2 separate regions of the Mus musculus genome follow, and region 2 is linked to region 1. A link is a loop called in an ENCODE intact Hi-C map of the cell type or tissue named here. Cell type or tissue: left cerebral cortex. All regions are shown on one strand. Region 1 holds the start of Mboat2 (membrane bound O-acyltransferase domain containing 2). Region 2 overlaps Mboat2 (membrane bound O-acyltransferase domain containing 2).

Region 1 (8,000 bases):
AACTAGAAAGCAATCTCATGATAACTCAGAGCAAGGCCAAGCAAATGTAATAGATAATATAAGATGTTGAAAAAAATATATAGGGGGCTGGTGAGATGGCTCAGCGGTTAAGAGCACTGACTGCTCTTCCAAAAGTCTGGAGTTCAAATCCCAGCAACCACATGGTGGCTCACAACCATCCATAACGAAATCTGACACCCTCTTCTGGTGTGTCTGAAGACAACTACAGTATACTTACATATAATAAATAAATAAATCTTTAAAAAAAAAAGAAAAAAAAAGAAAAAAATATATAGGTTGCCGGGCGTGGTGGTGCACGCATTTAATCCCAGCACTTGGGAGGCAGAGGCAGGTGGATTTCTGAGTTCGAGGCTAGCCTGGTCTACAAAGTGAGTTCCAGGACTGCCAGGGCTATACAGAGAAACCCTGTCTCAAAAAAAAAAAGAAAGAAAGAAAGAAAGAAAGAAAGAAAGAAAGAAAGAAAGAAAGAAAGAAAGAAAGAAAGAAAGAAAGAAAGAAAGAAAGAAAGAAAGAAAGAAAGAAAGAAAGAAAGAAAGAAAGAAAGAAAGAAAGAAAGAAAGAAAGAAAGAAAGAAAGAAAGAAAAAGAAACAAGAAAAAAATATATATATAGGTTGATCATCAGTGACATTATTCTTAGTTTCATTTTGGTACTTGCTCTGGAGTCTAAAACCCCACATCAGCAACTTATAAGGAACAGAAGCCCCGTGATATGGAGACACCTGATCTCGCCTGGGACTCACACAATTGCTCCTTTTCTTTGGCACAACTGGTCCTCAAGATGGCTCCTCTCTCAAACCACACCTCCACACATTCCTTTCTACAGACCTTCAGAATTATACTAGGAAGGAAGTCACTTGGAAAACAGGCCCTAAAGAGCAAAACGCCGGGGGGCCAGGTACTTCCTATCTTAAAGATCTCATAATCTCCCAGATACCACTATTTCATGCTTTAATTTCATTTAAAGACTACAGAGCACCACTTCAGCTACTTCAAGGTCACTCTGTAATTCTTAGCAAAGATAAAGATTCTCCAGCCTAAGGCAAGATCTCCAGTTCCTTTGCTTTGCCTGACAGCACACTTCTTCCTCCTGTTACTTCAGCAGCAAGGGCACTAGGTTCTCAGTGTGCCAAGTCAATACAATAGTAAAAAGTTCACATTTTATTACTTCCTAAAACAACTGCTTTTATAATTTCCTAATTTTTCTAAACAGTGTAAATTGGCACACACCAAGTGAACACATAGCAAGTTATAAACTTCCTGGCTTGTCTTTTTTCTTTCCTATAGAATTACATTATTTGACTACAGCCAAGTCTTAGGCTTTCTTTCAACATGGATTCAACTGTTCATGTGTTAGGAAATGTTTCTGATTGGCTTAATTCTAAAATGTCTGTCTAATTTTACAATGTTAACTACTCCAAGAGTATCATCATGAAGATTCTTTGGTATTCACAGAAATAATTATTGCTGTGAAAAGTACAGATTGTATGGATTAACCCAATATTCCTAAGACTTGCTTATCACAGAGCAAACAACTGTCTTACACAAATGGCCATATAAACTCGGGCTCTACAGACTTCAAGCGTATACCAGAAGATGCAGATTATCTAAGACACAAGAGACAAGACCTCTAGCTGATAAAGTCAGTCTTAACTCAGGTCACCTTCCCTGGATTGCTTGCTCACTTCAGTTCCACAAAGAACTTTCTCTGGACTGCTGAGATGTTTAAAGGAGCTTATTGATATTAGATTACTTTTAAAAGTTATGATCCTTTATAGAAGTTTAAAAGAATTAGCTTAATAGGGCTATGGCAGAGAGAATACACAATCATTTGCCTCACCAAAAGAATAAAAAGGTAAAGGACACACACACACACACACACACACACACACACACACACACACACGTTTCTCATTAGCAAGAAGATCCTGCCCTACCTGCACTGGTAGGCTGGGAACAACCTATTGAAGTCAGAAGTGTAACACACACCTAGAGGTCAGGTGCCATGATTCCACTTAGGAAATAGTGAGACTCCTCCACAGAACTGAGAGTATCCAAAGCCTTTGATTATTATCAACTTAATAAACAAAGACTAATTCTGTGAATTAAAGGAATCATTCCACTTGGGGCACTCTTATAATCTATTAGCATGACACACACCACAACCGCTGTGTAAGCTGTGTGGAGAACAGGTATTTCACTATTAATCGAAAAGTTATGAGAGGAATAAAGGAAAGAAGTCAGATCAGAACACTGAGCAGGACGGTTTAACCCTCCTTTGAGGTAACTCAGTATATTTTATTTTAAACAGTGAAGCACAAAGCCTGGAGCACACAGTGTTCAGCTCAGGTGTCACCTCCAGCTCAAGTCCAGAGAGGAATCTTGTGTTTTACATGCAAACCTTAAGATACCACTAGCAGCTACTCAAGCTGAGCCCATAGCCCTTGGAAGTGCAAACACCTCCAGATCAGAAATAATGTTAGGCTGAATTTCCAAAGTCAATTTCCTTCAGTACTGGAGCTAGACCAGCTATCTAACCATACCCCACCAACAACTTTCCCAGACCTTTCTCAGGACATACTTCCAAAGTTCCTTTGCTCAATAAAAATGGCGCTGCTTTCTCCATCCCAATGCTGTTTATTTCAGTAATCCTGAGGCCCTTTAAACAATCAAATTCGACTGGCCTCATTTAAATGCCAGCCTTCCCTAGTGTCAAAAGCTTCTCTGGGGGTAGGGTGAGGGGGTAGGATGGCTGCTCCTATCCACAGCTGCAACTTTTTCACCAGAAACCCTAGCATCGTGAAGTCACGTTGACTTCTCTTCATAACCTGTCTTCCCCCAAACTGTTGCCTCTCCGTCTATTGAGCCACACTTCAATGCAAACTGTCCCCAAGTGCAGAAGAGCTTAAGCCTCGTCCATCCACGCCGTGTCCTGGGCACTCGGCACCCAAACCATTCTTAGTCTCCCGATAACCCGCAGCAGTGCCAGGTCCACCGGTCCCGGGACTCCCGGGTCCGACGCCCGGTGGCCCGGCAGCGACAGCATGCACGCGCGCACGTCTGTCTAGCCCTCCCCGGCGGGCTGTCGCCGAGCCTCCGCCCGCGCCCACCCCCGCCCGGGCGGCGATGGGAGGCTGGGTGGGCACAGAGGCACCAGCCGGAGCGACAGCCGAGGGGACAAGGCCAGCCGCGCGCCCCCGCCCCGCCGGGCGCCGGGCACGGCGGTCCCGGCCCCAGCCCCCACCCTGCTCCCGCCCGGGTGGCACCGCGGCCGGCAGAGGCGGCCAGGGCACGACGCCCCGGACGCCGGTACCTGATCGATGGGCAGTTGCACGGCGTTGCTGAGGGGCTGCAGCAGGGTGGAGCCCGTGGTGCTGGTGGTGGCCATGGCCGGGCCTCGGCGCTGCGTCCGCTCGCTCCGGCCAGGCGCCGCTTGCTTGCTTGCTCGCTCTGTGCCGAGCTACGCCGAGGATGGGGATGCAGCGGCGCGCCCGCCCCTCGGCCGCCCGCGGTCGGAGCAGCCGCGCGGGGAGGGGCAGTGGGCGGAGTTAGTGGCCCCGCCCACTGCTGGGCGCCCCGCCCACCCAGCCGCGCGGCCCCCTCACGCCGCCGGGCGGCCCGATTTCCAGCAGCTTCCAGAGCCCCCTCCCCACCTCGCGCACTCGTGCGCCAGACAGCTCCGCGGTCCAATGGCGTCGCGGCGCCCCGACTCCCACAGCCAATCAGAGGACGCTGGCCTCGCCGCGCCCCTCCTCCGTGCTGAGGACCCCAGCGAGGGGCTGAGGCTCGACCATGGCTGTCGCCCGAGGGCGACCGAGAGTCAGGCTAGCTGGTGGGGGCGTGTGAGGGCGGCTTTGCCTCCGCCTCTGCTCACTTCCTTTCTCAGGAATGGTGGGCGCCGTCCCCACCCCTCACTGGCAGTGACGGTGGACAACAAAGGGGCTCGGGGTGGCGGCCAGACAAAGAGTTGCAGCGCCGGGGGAAGTTGGGAACAAAGGTAGGGGGCTGGGAGCTTCAGGGAGACGCGCTACAAGAACCCCAAAGCAGAAAGTGCCTTTGTCTCCTGGGCTGCCCAAACTTGCGGAAAGCCGGGTGGTCCTACCTCACCCGCCGCCCACCTGGGCCTGATCGGCCGCGCTGGGACGATGCCCTCACCGCGCATCCAGCTGAGAGGGAAACAGGTCGGACCTGGGCAGCGCCCGAGGGAAAGCCTGGGTAGCCAGCGGCCGGCATGTAAAGGCCCCGCCTCCTCAAAGGAAAGGCTGCTGGTAAGCATCCCTTCGTGCCTGCGAGCCTCTCTGCCAGATGTGAATTCTGCTGTGTCCACACCTCCATTCCAGGAGGGCAGTTAGTGTGTCAGCCCTACAAATGTGATCTCTTACCCTTTAAACTAGCCATGGGAACACCTGGAAAATGCCAGCATCGTCCTCTCAAAATCCAAGGATTTGGAAACTAATATTTAAAGGGGGGCGGGGGTTTAAATGTGCTGCTAACACTGCTTTTAAAGGTAGACTTATGTGAGTCCCCACAACAACCATGTGAGGCAGGTATTGTAACCACCCTCAATCTAGCAAGGAAATTGAATTCCAGAAAAATTACATAACTTAACCAAGAGCTAAATAACAGTGTGTGGGGGGGGGGGGGGCCTGAGATCCAACTAATTTAGCCCCAGTTTTGACCTCTTAAAGACAAGGCCCTCTTCATTCTCAGGTTTAACACCCACTCCAGAATAGCCATCAACTACTAGGTACAGCACTTCCTCAAGGACCACTCTAGAGGCTTCAGTAGTAAGAGCGGGCAAGTAGTGCTTCAGGAAACCTGGCTGTGGACTCAGCTCTCTCTGAAAAGGGGGTTATTGAATTTAGTTGGGATAGTCTCTTGCTGCTAATATTCTCTGGGTGAACAGCTGAGTCCTAGTAAGGTAGTCTTTTAGAGGATGGGGAGAAAATAATTGAGATCTTTCACTCTTAATATTGTGTTCCAACTAGCTGGGACCAATTAGAAATCAAACCTGTCCAATAATCTACTTCCTAAAATAGTCCCAAGTCTGGACCTCTCTATTAATATAACCTTGGATCGAGGACCTCTTTGTCTCTGTCTCCTCCCCCCCCCCCCTTTAGGGACGTGTTGAGAAAGTGTACAGGTGGCTGAACATATAAACTGAAGGGAAAAATTAAAATACCATTTTAAAACCTTAAAAAGTGGGTGTTAGAAACATATTGCAACCTAAAGTAGGCAGCATAAGATACAATCCTAGAACAAATACTGTCTACCAAAGGAATTCTGTGAGGCCAGATTATTCTTTTAGAAAAAGACAGAACATAGTTTTTATTGAGGGTGACTCCTTTAATAGAGACCTGACTCTGGTGTTAACCTGTCATCCCCTGGCCTTATTGCTTGGTGGGACAATCAGGTCACTTTAGGGTGATGTCATGGGATGAACTGTCTGCTAGGCTCTGTGTTCCTGGAGTCAGTAATGCCTATGGAGGATTAGGACTAGGACTGGAGACAGTCGGACACTTTTTAGGAGGTCTGGAACGAGACGTTGTAAAAGTTGACAGTTTATTGTGCCTTCAGCCTTGAGTGGAGATGAAGTAATTGTTGCCCGTTTTTAGATATTCTCTGAATGATTAGCATCCTTTCCTGTAGCGTTAAGTAGGTTTCTGACCCCAAGTAAAGGAGCCAGATTTTAAAAATGAAGGCAGAGGTGCCAGGCTTTCCTCCTGCTTTTGGTTTCCTTGTGTCAGCCCAAGTGAGAGATAAGTACTTTTTAGCAGAAACTGTCTTTTAGGTGCCTGTTATAACTTTATGAAATTATTTATTTTAACATCTAGAATGGGAAAGATTTGAGCCATCTGAGAAATTTTATGTCAGAGTATAGGTCAAGTATCTTGGCCTATAATAATAGCTTAGATTTTAGAGTCAGGAGATCTTGGTTTTGGTTGGGGTTTTTTTGTTTGTTTGGTTGGTTGGTTGGTTGGTTTTTGTTTTGTTTTGTTTTCTGTCTTCACTACTTACTAGCCAATTTTGGAGCCTTTTTAACCTCACTTTCCTTATATAAGAAAAGAAGTAATAATATTGTGTACAAAAAGCTTACAACTGTGTTACATTGTAACATTTAGAAACAACCACATTAGTCAGAATTCTCCAGAAAAATAGACCAATCAGGATCTACAAAAAGATATAGAAGAAAGTATGTTATAAGGAACTGGCTTGAGATGATAAAGACATAGAAGCCTTATGCAAAGCAGTCAGGAGCGCACGTGGTATATAGGTCCAGTCCAAATCTAAAGGCCTAATGACCAGAAGAGCTGTTACTCCCTCAGAATCTGAACGACAGCTGCACCAGTGTTGACACAATTGTTGATATGGATGTCCCAGCTTAAACAGATTTTTCTTCCTCTACCTTTGAGGGTTTGTTTTGTTTTGTTTTGTTTTGTTTTCAGTTCAATCATGATACCACCCACACTGAAGAAAGCAATTTTCCTTACACAGTCTACCAATTCAAAAAATAATCTTTTCTATAAACATCCTTATAGACACATTCAGAAATACTATTTTACTATCTGTCCAGTCCTTCATCAACCCAGTGAAGTTGATGTATTAAATTAACCATTCAAGAAATTTAATGTAATTCTAAAAATGAAAAATGTTTCTCTCCTATGAAACTATTGCATCTGGATTTAACTGAGTTTCACTATATACATGTATTAAGACATCATGTGATATACTATAAATACAGATATTTTGTCAACTACACCTTAAATTTTAAAATACTCCATCTTTATGTCTTTAATAAGGAAGTAGATTGTTGAGTTAACATTTTGAGTTAAGAACCAGTGATGAGAATATAAAGTGGATAGAGGCCTCCCCACTAGTATCTGCTAATTTGACTAGGAGCCTTTAAATGAGAGAGAACTGAATGAATTATATGTAATTCTTCATTGTCCTGCCTCAGCTAGCCAACCTATGACAGCAATCCCCATGTCCCTAACTCTTAAAATCATTTATTGAGTGCTGTCTTACTGTGTTCAGGGAACTGTGTGGATGTTGTAAAATAAATAAATAAATGGTACTTATAATCAAAAGGCAAAATCATCATGTATATGAGACAGTAGAGTAATACAAAGTACCAGGTTAGGTCAGTTTTTAATGTTAAAACACACACACACACACACACACACACACACACACACACACACACACAATGTTCCTTCTAGAAGACACAGAAGCTTAGTTGGCAGACAAAGGACCTAAAATTTATTCCTAAATATTACAGCAAATAGCTGTGAATTTTAGAAGTTCACTTAAGTTCTTTTTCTGCCCTAAGCTTCCCATTGTTAAGGGTAAATAATGCTAACTGTCCTACTTTACAATAGTAAAGAGTGATTGTGAGCTTGGAATTAATAATAGACTGGATTTTTAAAGATATTACTATTATTTTAACTCTAAAAATAACTTCAAGTGGTAAAGAGGACTTAAAATAGAAATCACATCTTTAACTAGGGTTACTAACTTCAGCCAAAGCCGAAGTACCAAGCAGCGTTTTTTGGGTGACAAGTGACAGGGTAGCAGTGTTCCCTTGCCCTTGCCTCTGAAAATGGAAATGGCTATGATAATTAAAGATTGCTACAATAAAATGTTCCCTTCTCAACTTATTTTTAACTTTGAATAAACCATTCAGAAGAAATGAATAATCTGCCAAGCTGCTTTTGTTGTATAAAAATGGTATGTGTCATGAAAGTGGAGCTCTTGGGCAATTATTTTGCGTATTTTATACTCTATATATCCTGGAATCACTTCAAGATGAATGCCGTTAAACTACGTACATAATAAGGTTGGCTAACTGGATGGCACCCTTTAGCACTCACAGTAAGCTTAACCTGGGAACGTTAACCTCTAAGACCTAATATCCTGCAATTATGAAATAACAAAGGAAGACTGAACAAGAGATGTCCCATGCAGCAAAGGTCCTGGCTCT
Region 2 (8,000 bases), 96 kb before region 1:
GGCAGGGTTTCAGACCAGATGCTACCAAGGTTCCTGACAAGGGTAAGGGACACCAGAGCAACAGGTGAGAGATCCAGGAGTCTACACTGAGTGTGTTTTATGCAAGATGCTGATTAGACAATGGATTGGAACATGGGGAACAAGCCAGCTGGCTATATGGAGCAAAATTCACAAAATGGGCCAGCAACTTGGCTCAGTGGTTAATCTGCCACCAAGTCTAATGCCCTGAGTTTGGTTCCCAGGTCCCACATGGAGGAGGAGAGAACTGACTCCTGCCATCTGTAATCTGTACTTCTCTAACGTTCATGCACATGTATGCACACACGAACATGTGCACACACACACACAAATTAACAGAACATAATTAAAAATTTCAAACCCATAAATCCTGACTGCCCTCTACCGTGGCAGTGGAAGGGGGAACTCTTTAATATTTCTCAAGGCAGGTACTGACTCTAATGTGGAAAGGATAGTGACAACCATGTGGATTAAATAAAGTAACATCGCCAGTCCCTTACACAGCACCTGAGACACAGCACAGCCCTCCAAAAGCTGAACCTCTCTCACAGTCATGCAGTCACACCGTCACCTACCAAATATGAAGACTGCTTCAGGCACAAGGTGTTGAAGGGGCACAATAACCAAATGGGAAGTGTTGTTTCTGAAGATGCTTCCTGCCAGGACCAAGAGATACACAGGTGTGCACAGACATACACACACTCACACACACACACATACACACACATACACACATGTGCTCGTACACACACACAACACACACACATATACACACAACACACATATACACACACATACACACATGTGCTCATACACACACATATACACACACATACACACATGTGCTCATACAGACACACAACACACATACACACACATACATATACACACATACACACACACAACACACATACACACACATGCTCATACACACACAAAACACACATATACACAACACACACACACAACACACATACACACACATGCTCATACACACATAAAACACACATATACACAACACACACATATACACAACACACACACATGCTCATACACACACACACCACACACACACATACACACACAACACATACACACACACAACACACACATACACACACATGCTCATACACACACACCACACACACATATACACAACACACACACATACACACAACACACACACACACATATACACAACACACACATACACACACACGGTTTTGCTTTCCATAGTTTTTATGGTCTCCAGCCAACCACAGTCTGAACACATAAAATGAAAAATTCTGGAAACACTCCCCTGTTTTACATTTTATGCTTCTGTGAGTAGCACCTTGTGGATTCCATTCTGTTCCACTGTGGTCACAAATCACTATTTCTCCGGCCCACCCTGCTGAGTATGCTGTTACCCATCAGCCCTGTAGAAGCCGTCTCAGCCATCAGAGCAACTGTCGCAGTACCCGAGTGCCCGGGCCTGGGTAGCACTTAACAAGAGCCCTGAAGTGGAAACACAGTGGCTCGGCCATGCCAAAGGGAAGCAGCTTCTTTCTGTGAATGTGCAGGCTTACTGTGGCTATGTGTACACAGAAAAACAGTACAAACAGGATTAATTGCCATGATACGTGGAGTCCCCTGTGGTTTAAACCAGCTCCCATGGATAAAGGGGAGTTATCGCAGCTACCTTAATGAGTGATATTTGAATAAATGTCTAGATGACAGAGACTTCAGAGAGCCGAGAGAGAAGACCCCAATCATTTCCTCTGGGGTTTGAACAAGCAGATGCTCCAAGTCTGAACAAGGGTGCTCCAAACAGGAGGGTAAAGGAAGAAGGCACAGGAGAACAAGGTGCAGAGAGAAGAAGGTGCAGAGGAGAGTGGCCTGGATGCTGGCTGGAGCAATTCAGGCAGGGTCTGCAGACCGGAGTGAAGGAGGTGATCCTGATACGTTCTACCATGCTGCCCCCAGAATCCACTCAGCTCAGGCGGGGCAGGGAGCAGCCAACAGAGTCCCCGCGGCTCTAGTTTGTTTACTCCTGTGGTGACAAATGCAGGAGCAGCAAGACAGGATGCTTCCTGTAGTCCAATGTAGGTCAAGGGCTGGGAGACACTCCCCCAGGAAGACCCCCCCAGAGCTGGAGGTGCAAAGTCCCCCGTGGCTGATTATTCCACATCACCCTATTTACACACAGTTACTGGGCACCGTGTGAGGAGGATTATAAAGAACAGCTAGCGGCCTTCATGACTCATTCCACAGAACACAAAAACATGTCTAAAATTAGACTCTGGACTCCAATAAGGCTTCTCAAGATGGGGAGGCAAAAATGGCAATCACACCTGCAGCGTTTAGGCCACGTCTGTCCCTGCCTCTGCTCGAAAAGAACAGGCTTCCACAAAAGCCCTACCAAACGCATTGGGCATGCTCAGTCAGCCTTAGCCAGGGGACACAGGAGACCAGCTGGCAGGCCAACACCCACTCAGCAGCTGATATTATATGCCTCGCTGTAAGACACAGCCTTCGATTTGAATGGGAATTATTCCACACGCACCCCCTTGTGTGTCTGTTTTGCGGTGGACACATTGAGCGATCCTTTTAGCAACACAGATCTGATTCCAGCGAGAACACGGTTCTTGCCTCCTGCAATTTATTCATTCACAAGAGGCAAGGGCTTTCTTTCCTCTTCACGTCACAAATGCCCAATATAGTTATTTAAAGAAATAAGCCAGGATGTCCCCACTGAGTTATGATCCCACAACTGCTCTTCTGCATATTTTCTGTATTTACTTATTGGGATGGAGGGCATGCAGATCGGCTTAGAGGCAGCGCATCGGAGCTGCATCTCATTCTCCCATGTGGGCCCTGAGAATCAAACCCAGGCCATCAGCCTTGGCAGCAAGCACCTTTACCCACTGAGCCATCTCATTGGCCTTGCTGCGCTCTTCTTATTTCTAGTATCTATCCCGATTGCCTAAGCGGTCTCCTTGCTGTCTGAGGAGGGTGATCACTGCTCTCAAGCATTTATTCTTTTGGTTGTACTTCATTGTGAGTTGGCTTTTTAGGGTCTTACTGTACCCTAGCTGGCCTAGAACTTGCTATGTAGACCATGCTGGTCTCAAACCTATGACCACCCTCCTGCCTCTGTGTCCCATGGGGATTGTCATTGGGATTATAAACTTAGTCTACACTCAGCATCTCTAGGCAAATGACTGCATTAAGGTACCAGTATAACTTGAGAAGAATTAGTAGGTTTGGCTATCTTGGACAAGCATAGTAAGAAATGCCTTTAAGACACATAAAAATAGCTTAGTCAGGAGTCCAACTACCCAAGGATGTATCTGATAACCCAAACCCAGTGACATCACTCACTCAAGGTAACCAGATGCAGGCCCATGATGTCCACTGGACAGTATACAAGCAGAGACCAAGAGCAACGCTCTGCACACGTGTAGAGACCCCACCTTGATCTGCCCTGTGGCTAGAGTCTCACCTAGGCTCCTGACTTAAATCAGAGCCTTCTGTCAGATACTGGACCTGACCTTCAGCTGAGATGTGAGCAGACCTGGGGAGACAGGCTTAGGATCATAGTTGTGAACTTTGTGTGATGACCCTCAGCACAATAAGATAAAACTTTTGTTACCAACTCTGCATATCCACTTTCTTACTGGTAACACTGTATTTATACAGGCAGGCTGTTTCTCAAGTTCAGATCTCTAAGTGAGATTTTACAGCTATCTTCAAGGCCCAGTCCATTTCATCTCAGACACATTCCTGGGCATTTCACAGCTGCTTTTGAAAGAGGCTCTTCTTTTTTTCCTATTACATCTTTAAGTTATTTCCAACAGAGATACTAATCATTTCCTACTTTTCTTGCATCGCGTTTCTAAAGCTGAGGCGAGACCTCACGACTTCAGTGGCTTTCTAACTTTTCTGCAACTAGAAACTTCTAATAATAGGACAGTCTTTTATCAGAAGAAATCCTGAACCTAACATTATACAAGGATCTGTACATATACACACACACTCACCCACTCTCTCTCGCCTCCCTCCACTCTCCCACTCCATCTTCATCCCACTCCATCATCCCTCTTCTAGTCTCATTCAAGAGATGAAAACGTAATTCCTCAGCAAGAGCCCAGGCCTCCCTTTCTTGTGCTTCCTCCAGACACTCACACTTTGAAGAGCAATGACACTTGTCCTAATCTACAGGATGGCCCTTCTTCTACCCCCTGCTGTCCCCTCCCCTTGTCCCTTACCAGGGAGCACTGGCCTATAGGCTGCTCTTTTCTAGGAGGTCCACTTTAAAAAGAGGAGAAGGAGAGGGCAAAATGGGGGAAAGGGTCGTGGGAAGGGGGTTACTAGGAAGGGGGCAGTGAGCAGGACGTAAAGTGAAAAGTGAACAGGTTAAAGAAAAAAAAAAGAACAAGTTCTTTGGCTGCGAGCTGCCTGGGGAAGCTTGCTTCACTTAGCTCAATTCTGTATCCAATCTCTATTAGTTTACTAATCATGGTCAAATGCTTCCTCCAGTGGTTAAAAATGATTCTCTTAACTGGGATTATTATAAACAGGTGGTCTACCTTAAAAATGCTACACCGTTTTTTTTCCTATAGACATTTAAAATTATACAGAAATATTTATCAATTTCAACAAAATACTGCTGAAGTCACATCATAAATAACTTTGAAAAAATCATTACCCTCCCCCTCCCCCTCCCCCCTCTCTGATCTGGCCCATTACTCCCCCCCATCCTCCTTCCTCACAGCCTGGGAAGCAGAGGCTCCCTCCCCGATGGACTGTAATGTGAGAATAAACCTTTATGTTAATCCACCGTGAAGGCAGTTGTTTTGACAACAGCCTATGAGTGCTACATAGCCTAGAAAGATGTTATGTAAAGGGAGTAGAAAGTAGCAAGGGTTTGGAGTAGCAGATAAGGGAGGTGAAACAGTAACAACTGTGAGGGTCCTGTGAGGTCCGAGTCCCAAGGACGTCTACTAATACTGACCCAGAAGGGTCTAAAACCCAATCAGTTTGGTTAGGTTAAAGTACTAGAGTTAAAAAGAGAGAGAAAGGAACTCTCTTTATATGGAGTGAATAGGGACACCCAGACTGGAGGATTCAGGGTTCTCACTGCTTGACATGCCTGGGACCTGCAGACAGAACCTGGGTGCTGGGATCCATAGCTCTGGGTGAATATTTACTGTCTGGCATGGCCAGCTTTCAGCGGCTATTCTTAGCATGGGTCCGCTTTCTAGAGACTCTGATCGGTTGGTTCATAGCTGGTTCCCAACCTCACCCCACCATGGTGACAACATGGGAGCTGGGCCACTCCCTCTGATTCACAGCGAGCCCACTATGTGCTGATTCACAGCGAGCCCACTATGTGCTGATGCTGTAGGAACATCTGTGTTTAGAGATGAGCTGCTGCTCTGGTCCTCATCCCTGCACTCTACTTCTGCCCAGTGTTTCTCTATCTTTCCTTTTTCTTCCTTTCTTCTTTCACATATGTCATCTGTTTTGGCTTGGTGTTGTTTCTTATTTGGGGACACAACTTGCTTTCATTCGAGCTTATTTTTAAAATCAATATAATAAAATCTACCTTACATAGAGTAAGGAAGGAAGGAATAAGGGAGGAAAAGACACTCTATCCTTTAAAATTCTCCCTTTTACAGGTAATTTTTCTCAAATAACTTGGCCAATTTCTATCACCAGAAATATGATTTCTTTCCTAACTTGCTTATCTTCAAATTGTATGTTTTATGCATTTTGATACTTCCCAGATGGCTCAAGACTGGAAAAGGCAACCCCTCTCCTTCAGGGGAGAAAGCTGCGGGGGTGTGAGGTAAAGTGTGAAGTGTCCTGATGCCCACCTGAACCCCGCACGGCAGGACCCATGTTTCTTTACAAAGACAGGAGCTGGTACTGCACTTATCTCCCAGTGCTCCTTTGCCTTCCTCACAGGATAAGGAGGCTGCTCAGTGCCAAGGGGGAAATGCATTCTCTCTGAAGAAACAAAGGCCAGAAGTGAGTTCCACTACTCCCCGGAGGGAGGGGAGCAGGGAGGGAAGGAGAGAAAGGAAGGAGAGAGGGCTAAATAGAGAGAAAGTACCTGGTGGAGGGGGGTGGCCTTCAATACTTATAAATGCTTGCAAAAATTCCTATTAGATTAAAAAACTTCTTTCAATCCCACAATGCCATGTTAAGAGTCTAACTGCTCTATATTTAGAACGTTTATACAAGGCAATTTAAAGGCTCAGGTTATCTCTGTGACTTATTCAGTATTACAAATGTTTAACAGCTTTCCATTGGACGTACTAAATGAAATTATAGTCTGTATTTTTAACCACTATGTTAGAATAGATAAAAGAGGTCACTGAATCAAGTTTTAATCTTACCCTGAAAAATCAGCAGAATATTGTCCATAATCAAAGATATAGACTCTAGTAATCTGACACACTGAGAGGTATCCCAAAGCAAACACAAAGCAACATCTGCAAAACAAAGATAAGCCGCATTAGTGGGGATGCTCATCTTCTTAACGGTACATTGTCAAGAAATGCACTACTTCACATGGTTCAACAGTCAAACAGTAAGTCTACCCTACAAATAACAGGTTATGAGAACTCTTTCCTAATATGGGGGACAAACTGAAGATGAAACTGACCACGGCTGCTCTTCAATCTTATTCTGAAAGACAGACACACACACAAAATTAAGACAAGTGAAAGCCATGAACATAAAAAATGTGATTACTGGTGACAGCTTTAATTCCTCAGCCCCTGCTTCCATATACATTACACGATTCTTAGCTAGATTTCCCCCATTTATGTCATACATGTGTGCATGCTTTTGCATGTGTGCAGACACTAGTGTGTTCGAGTGCTTAGAGACACTAAGATCAGAGCTGGAGTCATCTTCCCCCATCCTTCTTCCTTCCTTCCTCGTGGTGGCATGGTCCCTCCATCACATCCACACCTCACTCCGATATGGCTAGTCTTGCAAGACAGCTTGGTCTGGGATTCCCTGCCTGCTGTGGCTGAATTTTAGGTGAGCCAATACCATGCCCACACAGTATTTATGGGTTCTGGGGAATGTGACTTCTGGCCTTATGCTTTCTAGCAATTTAATCTGATTTTTTAAATATGCCCTCAGCAGTCTAAAATCATGACCTTTATAGTGAGTGGATGAGGGGCTCTCACCTACAACCAGCTAGTGACTTTAATAAACTTAAAGATGTGAGATGGAATTACAACTAAACACAGTATGGAAAATGAGTTTACTCATTAATGAAAAAAAAAAGAAACAAACAAACAAACAAAAAAACATATCCTAGAGGATGTAACACCACACGGGACAAAGGCTGCAATGGCAGGTCCCACTCTCAGGAAACAGATGCACTACTAACCAAAAAGTAGGGCTGGAGAGAGGAAGCTAGGCCTTTATCTCATGGGAAAACAACTCTAGAGGGATTAAATAGTCAAATATGAAACCATAACAAGTGGGAATTATGACTAAATGGTCAGATGCAGCTCTCAAACCAGAGGGTTTTCTAAACACTCGTTCCAGAAGCAATCGAAGGGAAAAGTTATCTTTTTTAGCTAAACTCAGTCTTAAGCTTCTCATGGAGGTGAATGGGTGGATTTATAACTTACTTCTTTAAAGCTATGAAAAAAAGGAAAGGGGGTGGGGGGACTGAGTGTAGTGGCAAGTCCATTTAATGTCAGCTTGCAGGAACAGAAGGCAAGTGAGTCGCTGTGAACTCGAGTTCAGACTGGTCTAACTAGCAAGTTCCAGGACAACCAGGGTTAAATAGAGACCCTGTCTTGAAAGAAAGAAAGAAAGAAAGAAAGAAAGAAAGAAAGAAAGAAAGAAAGAAAGAAAGAAAGAAAGAAAGAAAGAAAGAAAGAAAGAAAGAAAGAAAGAGAGAGAGAGAGAGAGAGGGAGGGAGGGGTTGAAAAAGAAAAAAGAGAAAAAAATTATTGCATGCTAAA

What was found. A loop is a pair of places that touch in the nucleus more often than their neighbours do. Peaks named below come from ENCODE experiments on the same cell type or tissue, not always from the same donor. Only the 100,000 strongest peaks of a DNase experiment are listed, where the experiment ranks them.
Region 2: a loop joins it to region 1, with 2.8 times the contacts of the local background. A loop is called at or near these places in 2 of 42 quality-filtered maps.

What each region holds. Positions count from the first base shown.
Region 1 is chr12:24,827,107-24,835,106 of GRCm38, reverse strand. Mboat2 (membrane bound O-acyltransferase domain containing 2) reads right to left here and starts at 3,508. Exons shown (of 13, transcript NM_026037.3): 1 at 3,333-3,508. The coding sequence starts at 3,407. 2900060N12Rik (RIKEN cDNA 2900060N12 gene) reads left to right here and starts at 3,790. Exons shown (of 3, transcript NR_166876.1): 1 at 3,790-4,287. In left cerebral cortex, a CTCF peak has its summit at 3,810; DNase peaks (open chromatin) are centred at 4,228, 4,570, 4,709, 5,428 and 2 more places; H3K4me3 peaks cover 3,127 bases; H3K27ac peaks cover 2,522 bases.
Region 2 is chr12:24,922,699-24,930,698 of GRCm38, reverse strand. Mboat2 (membrane bound O-acyltransferase domain containing 2) reads right to left here. Exons shown (of 13, transcript NM_026037.3): 4 at 6,405-6,500. Among named protein-coding and RNA genes, the nearest start is that of Kidins220, 48 kb to the left of the region's middle. In left cerebral cortex, no CTCF peak of the experiment used is centred here; DNase peaks (open chromatin) are centred at 1,452, 2,429 and 4,022; H3K27ac peaks cover 1,815 bases.